4 separate regions of the Homo sapiens genome follow, and all the other regions are linked to region 3. The links are chromatin contacts, found by Hi-C or POLR2A ChIA-PET in ENCODE. All regions are on one chromosome and are shown on one strand. Each heading gives the region's core, a stretch centred on a gene start or an enhancer-like site at or near the end of the contact. The rest is flanking DNA. Distances are from core to core; before and after follow the strand shown. Region 1 holds the start of GNPTAB (N-acetylglucosamine-1-phosphate transferase subunits alpha and beta). Region 2 holds the start of TMEM263 (transmembrane protein 263). Region 3 holds the start of NFYB (nuclear transcription factor Y subunit beta). Region 4 holds the start of POLR3B (RNA polymerase III subunit B).

Region 1 (2,700 bases), core at 2-2,501, 2.3 Mb before region 3:
TGGAGCTTTCTCACCCTTATGGTAAGACATTTTTTCCCAGCCTCTAGAACCAAGAACTACTAAAAAAGTACATGCTCAGAATTCATGCCATATAATTTAGCCATTAAACAAACACTTGCACTGCATTCTCTGGCAGTACCTGGCACTGTGCTTGGGCCAGGGTTACAGTATTTACAGACAGCACCTTCTCTTACGGAGCTTACAATCCAGCATGGGTAAAGACTTCAAGCAAATGTATACTGTGGCATTTCTAAAAACTACTCTGTTAAATTTTAAAACCTTTTGTAACCTCCTACCAAAAAAAAAAAAAAAAAAGAAAAAGAAAAAAACTAAAACTAAGGAACAGATTTCAAACCACTTAAAAATACAGCTTTCCTCCCCGTTGCTAAAAGTGGCTTTCTTGGGCCAGGTGCGGTAGCTCATGCCTGTAACCCCAGCACTTTAGAAAGCCAAGAAGGGAGGATCACTTGAGCCCAGGACTTCCAGACCAACCTGGGCAACATAGGGAGACCTCCGTCTCTATTTTTAAAAAACGGTGGGCGAGGGAGCAATATCTAAAATCACATACATGCCTTTTTCCAGTTCTGACTTGCTCATAGTCTCTGCACACGTTTATGATAAAGAATACTGTATTTGGCCGGGAGCGGTGGCTCACGCCTGTAATCCCAGCACTCGGGGACGCCGAGACAGGGCGATCGCCTGAGCTCAGGAGTTCGAGACCAGCCTGGGCAACATGGCAAAACCCCGTCTCTAATAATGAAAAAATACATACTGTATCGGGGCATCGCGGGGCACGGCGAGGGCAGTGCAGGGTCGAGGCGCCCGGTCCAGGCTGCGGCGCCGCTACTCACCTCTCCGAACTGGAAGGCGGAGACGATGGTGACAACGACGCCCAAGAAGCACACGTAGAGCCCATACCTGTGGGACAGGCAGGTATAGGTCTGTCTCTGCAGGAGCTTGAACAGCATCACCCCTTCACCGCCACGCCACGCCCCGAGGAGCCTGAGCCGCCGCCGCCGCCGCCGCCGCCTCAGCGAGCCGCCATTCAGGGGCCCCGGTCGGGCCGCCGCGCGCAGGTCACAGCCTCCGGGCGCCGCTCATTGCAGCTCCGGCGACGGACGCCCGCTCGGCTCCGCGCCGCGGCCGCCGCTTCCGGGAGCCGGGAGCCCACGCCCTCGGCGCGGCGGAGGCGGACCTGCGGCCGGCGAGGCGGCCGGCGCCGCCCGGGTCTGGCCGGGCGAGAGGCGGCTGCGGCGGCGGCGGGGTCTCCAGCGCCACCTGGAGGACGGAGGGGCATAGGGAAGGTGCGCGCCCTCCCCACCTGCGCTTGCGCAGCGGGCCCTGAGGGCTGGGCTGGGAGGGGCGGAGCTGAGCTGGGATCCACTTACCCGGTTGGGCAGGCGACCAAGAGAAAACTGCCCCCTGCGTCGAGACTGTGCCATAGACGGTACTATAATGCCATGAATATTTTTGTGCATAAAACCTTCTCTGCACTTAGCATTCTCTGCAGAGTGCTAAAAGGAGATGCTGTATGTGGCTCCTTTCCTCCAACCCCCAACTATATTGTTTGAAAGAGGAAACCTTTGGGTTAAATCTGCCAAAACCGAATTTCGTTCATTCATTTAGTCGTTAAATATGTAATTTGTGCCTGTTAGGTGGCATAGTGCTTGGTGTCAGGTATTCAAAAATGAACTAGACCTGGCTACTGTTCTCAGAGAGTCTAGTGGGGGAGATAAACATGTAAACCACTAAATACAAGAGTTGTTATGATAGAAATCATGCGATGAACTGGAGGGGAACCAGCTCAGGGGTGGCCAGGTAATCCGACTTTGACAGCAGGTTTTTCCCACGAGATCCTTTCCTTGGTGCCTCTGATTTACGAAAGGGAGATCTTTTTCTTAATCCCAATGCACCCTAGTCAATAAGATTTTTTTCCTAGTCACCCTGGGAAACAATACACTTATCTAATGTTGCCATCATTCAAAGCATTTTTAAAAATATCTTGGGAACCAGCTTCAGGAAATACTCAAATTCGCACCCTCAGTTTGATGGTCAGGTGGAATTAACAGACTTGCAAAAGGGGTTAGCTTCACTCCAATCCAAGGCAAGATTTTTTACACTTTGCAGTCACTTCTTTTAATCCTTCTTTTAAAAAAGATGATTGATATATGCTATATGTACATGGCAAAAGATTATTGCAGTTGTACAAGACACATATAGTTCTGAGGTCTTTTCAAGCATGATAACAGATCTGAGGACTTAATCAGAAGGGGTAAAAAAGCATGGTAACAGATATAAAAACATCTGCCACTCAACAGGACTCTCAGGATAATGGCCAACATTTATGTAGCATCTGCCATGTGCCCAGCTCATCTAATCCTCACAATAATCTTATAATGGAGATACCATTATTATCCCCATTCTACAGATCAAGAAACTGTGATGAAAAAAAGTAACTATCTAACATCACACAAATAGTAAATGACAGAATTGAGATTTGAACCAGGTACTTAGGCTGTAGAACAGGGCCAAGATTAGGGGAAGGTACTGTGAAATGAGTCATGCAAGTTTGGAGTGAGATTCTGTCTTTGTTTATAGTTTTGATATCGGGGCTGGGTGTGGTGGCTCATGCATGTAATCCCAATACTTTGGGAGGTCAATGTGGGAGGATAGCTTGAGCCCAGGAGTCTGGGAGCCCAG
Region 2 (2,700 bases), core at 129-2,628, 2.8 Mb after region 3:
AGCTATGTTGTCAGTAGTTACCATTCAGTTCCACCATCCTGAATATTCTGCAGTTGATAAACCATTTTGTGAATTTTTTTTTTTTGCTTTCTGTGTATGTTTTTGACTCGCGTGTTTTTGCTTCGCTAATCAGATTGCGAAAGGAAACATCTCACGTTTGCATAGGACTTCACAGTTCATAAAGACCTTTCCCACCCACCACAAAAAAAGTATGACAAGTTTCCCGTCATCTTCATTTTATAGGTGTGGAAAGGGAGTCAAAGAAAAGTTAATCGATACCATTTATCTAGTTAAGCAGGCTTTGAGCAGTTCATCTCCTCCCGTCCTCAAAACGACCTTCTGAGGTGTCTCCTGCAACCCTGCTCTGAAGCTCAGAGCGAGACGGCCTCACATCCCAGGGGGCTCAGCTCTGGCGGGGCCGCCACGCGCCTCCCCGTGCCTTTGGACGGGTGAGGAGAGCTGCTGCCCCGGCGGGGACCACGTGGAGGGGCCTGGTCAGCAAGTGGCAAGGACGCGGCGCAAAGCCAGGCTTTCTAATGTACAATCCGCGGCTCTTTCGATACTGAACACCCACCTCTTCAACAAATTCGAGCGCCTGGCAGGCCCTGCACCAAGCCTAGGGTGATGGCGACCCAGGCGGGTTTTTACTCTCAAGGAGCTCAATTCTAGGGCAGGGAGAAGTAAAATTAAAAAAAAAAAAATCATAACAAACTGAAAAACACATAAATAAGCCACGTCTCTCCTCACCCCTAGCACTTAATCACAAAGGCCTGTAGAGAGTCCCGACGAGAACTTCTGAGCAGGCCCCGCTGTCAGTCCCTGAGGACAGCATGCAAGGGAGGTTGACGTCCCTGGACGAAGAAAGTGCTGGAGAAACTGGCGACCGTCCCACCTTCCCTAAGGCGAAGGCTCTGAATTCCGAAGACCGTTACTCGGCGCGGAACGCGGGCACCGCCGACGTCAAAACACCGGGCCTGGGGGCCGCGGCCTACGCGTCTCCCGGGCTTCGCGCCCCTCGCCCGATTTGATTGGATGGTGGCGGGAAGAAGGCGGGGAGACCCCCGGAGGAGGGGCGCGCAGGCCGGCCGGGGGTTCCCACGGAGGCGTCCAGGGGGCGAAGGGGCGGGAGCGGGCCTCGGAGCGTCGCGCGTGCGCAATTGGGACACAGCCGGCTGGGGACTGCTGGGAGGGCCGGACCCTGCGAGAACGGGTGGGCGTGTGCCCGGTGGGCGCGGGAGGGGCCCGGGCTGCACGAGCGCGCGTGCGCGTCGGAACTGGAGCCGCGGGAGGAGGCGGGAGCTGAGGAGGCGGCGGAGGGGGCGGGTCGCGTCGGGCGCCACGTCCGCAGCCAGAGGCCTCCGCCTCCACCACCGCCGCCACAGTCTTCCAGCTCCACATCCTGAGAGGACGCCTCTGGAGCCGCGACTGCCCGGGGTTGTGCCGGCCGCCGCTGCCGCCCAGGCCGCCTCAGCTCTCCTCTGCGCCGGCCCGCTCACTCCGCCCGGCCCCAGCCCTAGCGCTGGCCGCGACCCCGGCGGTGAGTGAGTCGGGATGCGAGGGCAGGGGCGCAGTCCCGGCTTCCTGCCCTCCTCCGTCGCCCTCTGCCGTCGGCGCCCCTGCCCCTCACCTCCCAGTGCCCGGCCTGGCTGCCCAGCGGGGCCTTGGCGAGGCCCCAGCGGGAAAGGGGGAGGGGCGGGACGAAGTTGGGGGCGGATGGAGGTTCGCTTCTGGGGCTACTCCTCCTTATACGTCGCTGACTGCCCCGCCGCGATTGGAGCTTGCGCACCCCTGGAAAGCCTCCGCCTGACTTCTTAGCATCTGGGGGTTCGGGGTTGGGGGCGGAGGAGGAAGGTGAGGGGCATCAGCAGCCTGGGAGAGGGATGCAGCGGAGGGGCTTGGGTACCGGGCTTCCTCGCCCTGCCAACTCCTGACCTGTTGCTAAACCTCCCTTTTGGGTTCAGGCACACAAGACTTTTTCCCAGTGGACACCCCCATAGCTCTTCCTGGGTAGGAAGGCTGTATCTCCACGCCTAACCTAAAGTAAAAGTGGGAATGGAGAGGGTGCTGGCCGCGCCCAGGGGTGACAGGGAGGGCTGGAGCACCCATCCGTGCCGTCACTGCCTCCCAGTCTAAATAAAAACTGCCTGCTCTGCACACGCAGCTTCAAGACCGACCCCCCAGCTCCCACTTCCAATCAGATCGCCTGTCCTAAACCCTTCTTACATAGAAATTCTGGAGCCCTTCGGGAGTGGGGGGAGTGCTGGGTGTACAACGTGGAGCGGAGGGAGGAGGTGCCAAGCTCAGTGCTAGCCACGGCGCCTCCAGGGTCATTTTCTGCCTCCTGCCACGTCACTCACTGCTAAAGAAAAAAAAAAGATTTGCTAGTGCCTAAAGGGATCAGTAGGGAGAGAAGGGGCCACCCGGAAGGGTTTAGAAACACCTAGAGAAAAGGGAAGGGTTCTTAATTTGATTTTTGCGTCCTTGTGAACACTGTGCTAATTCCAAATGAAAATATTTGCTATATGTGATTATTTGCTGTATGCTATTGTTTAGCCTTTGAAACTTCTGCTGGTGTGAGTGCCCTCAGGGGTTCCCCAGGAATATCGATACAACACCAACAGGTAAACGCGCGCGCCCGTGTGTGTGTGTGTGTGTGTGTGTGTGTGTGTGTGTGTGTGTGTGTATGTGTGTGCGCGCTCG
Region 3 (2,700 bases), core at 18-2,517:
AAATTAAGATACAAGAGCAATGCAGGGAAGGAATAATTTGCCTTTTAAGGAATTTTGGTTAAACTTTCAATACTTTACAAATAAACCCCCCACTGATTAGTGCCACTGATATTGATCCGTTTGCTTTCATCACTTTATGTTGCTGATTAGTTTCCATACTAAGAGAGATGAAACCACCCCAGTGATTTGTAGCACGAACCACGCAACTATGGGGTCCATGCGGGTTAGTGGGATGCCATTTTTTTAAAGGTCGCAGGCTACCTAACCTTGTTTAAATTATCCTGTTAGAGTGCTTTGGGCGAGATTACGATTTGTGGGTGCTCTGTAATTCTTTGTTCTCTAAGACTACCGTTCTTTAAGGCCCTGCATATCCTCCCGCCTCCCACCACTAATGATTAAAACCTTAGTCCAATCCGAAGGGCTTCCTTCCCACCTTCGGGGCAAGTACAGGGACCGCAAACCGCCAGATGGCTGCATTCTTTACGCGCAAACCAGGCTGCGGGGAAGCTAAAGCCATGCCTTCCTCCCCACGCAGGTGCCTGGGTGGCCCCGGCCCCACGGCCTGGTCCCGGCGACCTGTCAGCCCTGCGAGTGCCAGGAGGCCGCCCCCAGAGCGCATCCCCTGACTCGCCCGGCCGCCCCGGCCCCGCGCCCAACGCCTGCCTCCCACCCGCCGCGCGGCCCCCGGGATGTGCGGGCAGACAAAGCGCCGGGCCCCGCCACAGCCCCGCGGGCGGGAGGAGGGCGCCCCCGGGGACTCGCGCCGCCGCCGGGGCTACGGGGCCAGGGCCCGGGCCGCGTCTCCCGCCCCTCGGCCGGCTCCCCGCACAAAATGGAGCCGGCCCGGGACGCCGTCGAGAGCGGGGCCCCGACGCAGCCCCGCGGCCCCTCCTCGGCCCCGGGCCCGGAGCTCAACGGCGGCGAGGGTGAGGTGGCCTGGCCCGCGTCCCGCCGCTCCTCAGCCCGGCGCACAAAGAGCCGCGCCGCGGCCCCGCGCCCGCTCCCCGGCCCGGCCCGCTGCGGGAGCGGCCTCGCAGGCGCGGGGCCCGGCCTCGGCCCGCGCGGGAGGGCGGGAGGCTAGTGCCCCCGGCCGCGGCGGCGTTGGCGGCGGGGACGGCGCCGGGAGGAGACGGACATTTCATTCGAGCTAAAGTGGAGTCGGTTTAGGAGCGATCATTGGCCGAAGCGAGACACAAACCTCCAATGCAGCCCTGGTTGGCTCCCGTCTCCAATCGGCTGTTTGGTTGGACAGAAAATGGCTGCGAAGGAACCAGTCCCAGCGCGGAGCTCCGCTTCCAGGACTCGGCCTCCCCTCCCTCCGCCGCGGGCCGCTTCCCTCGGCGCGACACCCTCCCTCCGCGCCGCCCGCGCGCCCGCCCGCCGCGGCCCCGCCCCGCCCCGCCCCGCCCCCGGCCCCGCCCCGCCCCCGGCCCAGTCCCGCGTTCCTGTGAGGCCTCCGCGCCGCTCCGGATGCCGCTCCTCTAGGCGCGAGGTCTTCCAGGGCCCTGCCCGGGCGCGCCGTTCGGGTCTAGGCGGGCCTCCTTCCCGGTGCTGACCCGGGCCTGTGCGAAGCGGGATCTCTCGGGCGTCCCTCTCTTTGTCACCCCTTCCCCCGCCACGTGGAGGTGCCTCAGCCGCCTGAGCTCAGCCTGCCTGCGCCTGGATTTTTAAGAAGGGGAAACCAAGGACAGAAGCCGCCCCCTAGGACGACGCGCCCGAGCCACCGGGAGGGTCTGAACGGCGGGGGCCTCCTGGAGCGCCTTCAGCGCCTCGTGTTTTCTTTCCTTGGGTCCCTGTTAGCGTCGCCGCATGCACAGCGCTCCCTGTCATTTGGTCCCTGAGCTTGGGTGTTTTTCACATTTCATCTAAAGATGCAGACCCCTGCTAAGTCTAGCCAGCCTTCACCCTGAATCTTGAACTTAAGATGCTGCATTTTCCACCCACCCCCACCCCTCTAGTAGCTGCAGATTGACAAGCGGCTTTTCCCAACCAGATGACATTTTGGCTGCAAGAATCCGTGGCCCGTTCTTGCCTCTGTGCAGCCAAGCTCCTTCGCTGTCTTTCTCAAACTGCAGTCCTGAGTTCAGCTTCGCTTAGCAGTGACCATCCCAGAGGTGGGTAATCCAACACTGGATCCACTCACTGCAACCGGAGCTGGGGATGGCATGCCCTCTGCTTCCACTAACCGAGTGGCCTGCACCACATTAAACTCTCCAGCTTTGATTATGTAAAAATACAGAGATCTTTTATTTATAGAGTTCCTACTGTTTCTCAGAGTATTTAAACATTTCTGCGGCAAGTATGGAAGAAAAGACAAATGAAAGCCCCAAATTGTGACAAGAGGAGTAAGTAGCAATGCCACTGTCATCAGACAACCTGACTTGAATTCCAACTCCCCTTCTTACAGGCTTGTGATCTTGGCCAAATGTCTGCTTCTCAGGGTTGTTTGGGATAATGTATACATAGAAAGCCCTTTAAAAAAAAAAAGTTATCCCAGCACTTTGGGAGGCCGAAGCAGGCCGATCACCTGAGGTCAGGAGTTCGAGACCAGCCTGACCAACATGGCGAAACCCCGTCTCTACTAAAAATACAAAAATTAGCCGGGCGTGGTGGTGGGCGCCTGTAATCCCAACTACTCAGGAGGCTGAGGCAGGAGAATCGCTTGAACCCGGGAGGCAGAGGTTGCAGTGAGCCGAGATC
Region 4 (2,700 bases), core at 16-2,515, 2.2 Mb after region 3:
AGCGGAGCTTGCAGTGAGCCGAGATTGCGCCACTGCAGTCCGCAGTCCCACCTGGGCGACAGAGCGAGACTCCGTCTCAAAAAAAAAAAAAAAAAAAAAAAAAAAGAAAATACAAGTACTGAAATTTAAGTAGCTCTTTAGTAAATAAGAATAATTAACCTGGTGCAAGGGTTCTACCTTTATGAGGGAGAAATTGGAAAGCATATATGTACTTACAAATTTTCATAACTTTTCTTATCGTTGTAAAATATACATAAAACTTAGCATTTTAACCCTTTAAAATGATGTACAGGTCAGCAGCATTAAATACATTCACACTGTTGTGCAACCATCACCATTCTCCATTTACAGAACTTTTGCATCTTCCCAAACCGAAACTCCGTACCCATTAATTAATTGGTGCATTTTGCCTTGTTTTTTCTAATAGGATTTTTCTTTCTGTTGATTTGTATGAGCTCATTTTAAATTAGAGAGACCAGCCCTTTGTCTTCTGCCAATTTATTTTTTATTAATTCTATTTGTTGGTGATTTTTTAAAATCTGTTCAGAAAATTAAAAATTTTCCGTGGAATCATAAAATCGTGTTTAGATTATAAAATCCTTTATGATTTGACTGTTGCCGTCTTGAAAGTCTTCAACATCTCAATGTTATGAATATCTGCACTTACATTTTCTTCTAAGTTTTTGTTAACATTTCAATATTTAATCCACAAAAGATTCACTTACATGTATTTTTTCCCCAAATGGGTAATCAGCTCTTCAAACATTATTTACTGGACAGGCCATCCTTCCCCTACTAACGTAAATGTCATCTTTTCATATTAAATTTCTCCATGCGCTGGGTATTTACTCCTACATCTTCCATCTAGTGCTTTTGAGAATTTTCAACACTCTTCCATTACACGCATGTACCATCATTTATTTAATCAATCTTCTATTGGTAGGCATTTGGGACGTTTCCTGCTCTTCCATACTAAACAATGCATAGAATTTTGGACTACATTAAATAATTCTCTGCCTCAGTGGTTCAAGTTGCGTAAATTATGCGTTTACACTTTTCTTCGGATTACTTTTAAAATGACAACCACTATGTTTTGCTGGTCTCAATTACCAGAGAATTGGCAAGAAACCTGACAGCTGGGGCTTAGGATTCCCTGCGCCAGACCTCCGAGCTACACCAGAGGGCGTACTTTCCTTACTCGGCCTCGGCCACATCCGGGTTCCACCGCAGATTCGGGCAGGGAGCGGGCGGAACCTTTCTACCGCGTCTCTAGCTAACACGCACGGCGGGGACAGTTTAGGCCTCCGCGCACCGTTCGCCGGGAGTCTTGCAGTTTGCTTGGTGCAGGGAAGGCGGGCGCGGAGGTTCTATCTGTTTCTTCCTCCTTCGTGAGCAGCATGGACGTGCTAGCGGAGGAGTTTGGGAACCTGACTCCGGAGCAGCTGGCGGCGCCGATCCCGACTGTAGAGGTCAGTGCCAGGCACGCAGGGAGCGTCAGGGACAAGGATGCGCCCTGAGGGGGCGTTGCCCGGAGTGCTCGGGCCGCCAAGGGGGCGGGCTGGCGGTTTGTGCGCATGCGCCGGGCTTCTGCGCATGCCCAGAGCGTCGCGCTTGCGAGTCTTTTTTCCAGAGCCGGCCTCCGCGTGCGCGAGTGAAGGCTGATCCCAGAGGAGCTGTCAGCCGCTGCGGGGGCCGAGAAGCCCCGCTGCTGGCTCTAGGGTTGGAGCTCTTCCAGCATAGGTGTGCGTGGGGAGGACTGACCCTCGCACTTACTGTGGGGGACGTATTGCATGTTTGCAGTCTTACAGAGGACACGGGGCCAGGGAGCTCAGGCCATTTGCATGAGGCACCACAGCCGGCTGTGGGGGTAAAACCAGATCGTCTGAATTCCAAGCTAGTCATCTTTCCTTTTAACTTGAAGTTCCAGTTTGGGTTGCAGGGGAATTTTAAACGCCCTCAATATTTACTAAAGAATTTGCCTGTGTGTTTTCTGGGGGAGAGACTCCACAGCTTTCATCAGCTTCTCGGAAGTTAAGGACAGCTGCCCCACAGCGAGCTGCCCAGTGAAGTGCGGCTGTCGACATATTTTGTTATCTGATAAGGCACATTTTGTAATCTCTCTGAGCCTCAAAATCTACACTGACGTGGAATAGGGAAGTGGAGACGTGGCCGGAGAAGATAGCAAAGGAGAGATTTCAGGGAAAGAGAACAGGATACTTGAAACCTCCTCGGCAAGACCATTGGATGTTTTTGAGGAAGGAAAGTAAATCCAGTAGTATTAGAGTGAAGAAAAATAGAGGAGAAGAGATAAAAGACAGGGTTAAGTAAGGGTCTTGATTATGAAAAGTTTCAATAAACATCTGACAGAGCTTGGACTTTGTCTTGGAGCAGAGCTTTTGAAGGGTTTAAGCAGGAAAGTGACATGATCAGTAAGTCTATCGGATTATAAGAACCTCCTTGGCTAGGCGTGGTGGCCTGTAATACCAGTAGTTTGGGAGGCCAAGGCGGGCGGATCACTTGGGCTCAAGAGTTTGAGAACAGCTTGGGCGACATGGCAAAACCCTGTTTCTACAAATAATACAAAAATTAGCTGGGTGTGGTGGCGTGCACTTGTCCCAGCAACTCAGGAGGCTGAGGTGGAAGGATCACTTGAGCCTGGAAGGTCGAGGCTGCAGTGAGCCGTAATTGTGCTGCTGCACT

Evidence for each region. Hi-C counts contacts between places; a loop is a spot of excess contacts on that map. ChIA-PET counts read pairs that join two places held with the same protein, here RNA polymerase II (POLR2A). Pooled maps may share reads with other maps.
Region 1: a pooled map shows a loop between it and region 3 (6-fold over the local background). The contact joins the promoter of GNPTAB here to the promoter of NFYB in region 3. A Hi-C loop is called at or near these places in 5 of 50 pooled maps. POLR2A ChIA-PET finds 5 or more read pairs at or near these places in 2 of 52 experiments (B cell and OCI-LY7).
Region 2: a loop to region 3 is called in a map of naive thymus-derived CD4-positive, alpha-beta T cell, with 24 times the contacts of the local background. The contact joins the promoter of TMEM263 here to the promoter of NFYB in region 3. A Hi-C loop is called at or near these places in 2 of 168 maps with a recorded cell type or tissue (both naive thymus-derived CD4-positive, alpha-beta T cell) and 9 of 50 pooled maps. POLR2A ChIA-PET finds 5 or more read pairs at or near these places in 1 of 52 experiments (AG04449).
Region 4: a map of CD4-positive, alpha-beta T cell shows a loop between it and region 3 (12-fold over the local background). The contact joins the promoter of POLR3B here to the promoter of NFYB in region 3. A Hi-C loop is called at or near these places in 1 of 168 maps with a recorded cell type or tissue (CD4-positive, alpha-beta T cell) and 6 of 50 pooled maps. POLR2A ChIA-PET finds 5 or more read pairs at or near these places in 1 of 52 experiments (activated CD4-positive, alpha-beta T cell).

The regions. Positions count from the first base shown.
Region 1 is chr12:101,829,708-101,832,407 of GRCh38, forward strand. It overlaps GNPTAB (N-acetylglucosamine-1-phosphate transferase subunits alpha and beta), which reads right to left and starts at 1,252. Exons shown (of 21, transcript NM_024312.5): 1 at 852-1,252. The coding sequence starts at 968. RefSeq lists silencers at 384-678, 1,035-1,434.
Region 2 is chr12:106,954,529-106,957,228 of GRCh38, forward strand. It overlaps TMEM263 (transmembrane protein 263), which reads left to right and starts at 1,379. Exons shown (of 4, transcript NM_152261.4): 1 at 1,379-1,537; 2 at 2,554-2,621. It overlaps TMEM263-DT (TMEM263 divergent transcript), which reads right to left and starts at 967. Exons shown (of 1, transcript NR_185933.1): 1 at 1-967. RefSeq lists a silencer at 1,007-1,766 and enhancers at 1,043-1,337, 2,267-2,326.
Region 3 is chr12:104,136,943-104,139,642 of GRCh38, forward strand. NFYB (nuclear transcription factor Y subunit beta) reads right to left here and starts at 1,268. Exons shown (of 8, transcript NM_006166.4): 1 at 1,199-1,268. RefSeq lists enhancers at 1-420, 421-1,012, 1,836-2,005 and silencers at 632-761, 822-901, 1,002-1,101, 1,152-1,451.
Region 4 is chr12:106,356,483-106,359,182 of GRCh38, forward strand. POLR3B (RNA polymerase III subunit B) reads left to right here and starts at 1,266. Exons shown (of 28, transcript NM_018082.6): 1 at 1,266-1,469. The coding sequence starts at 1,398.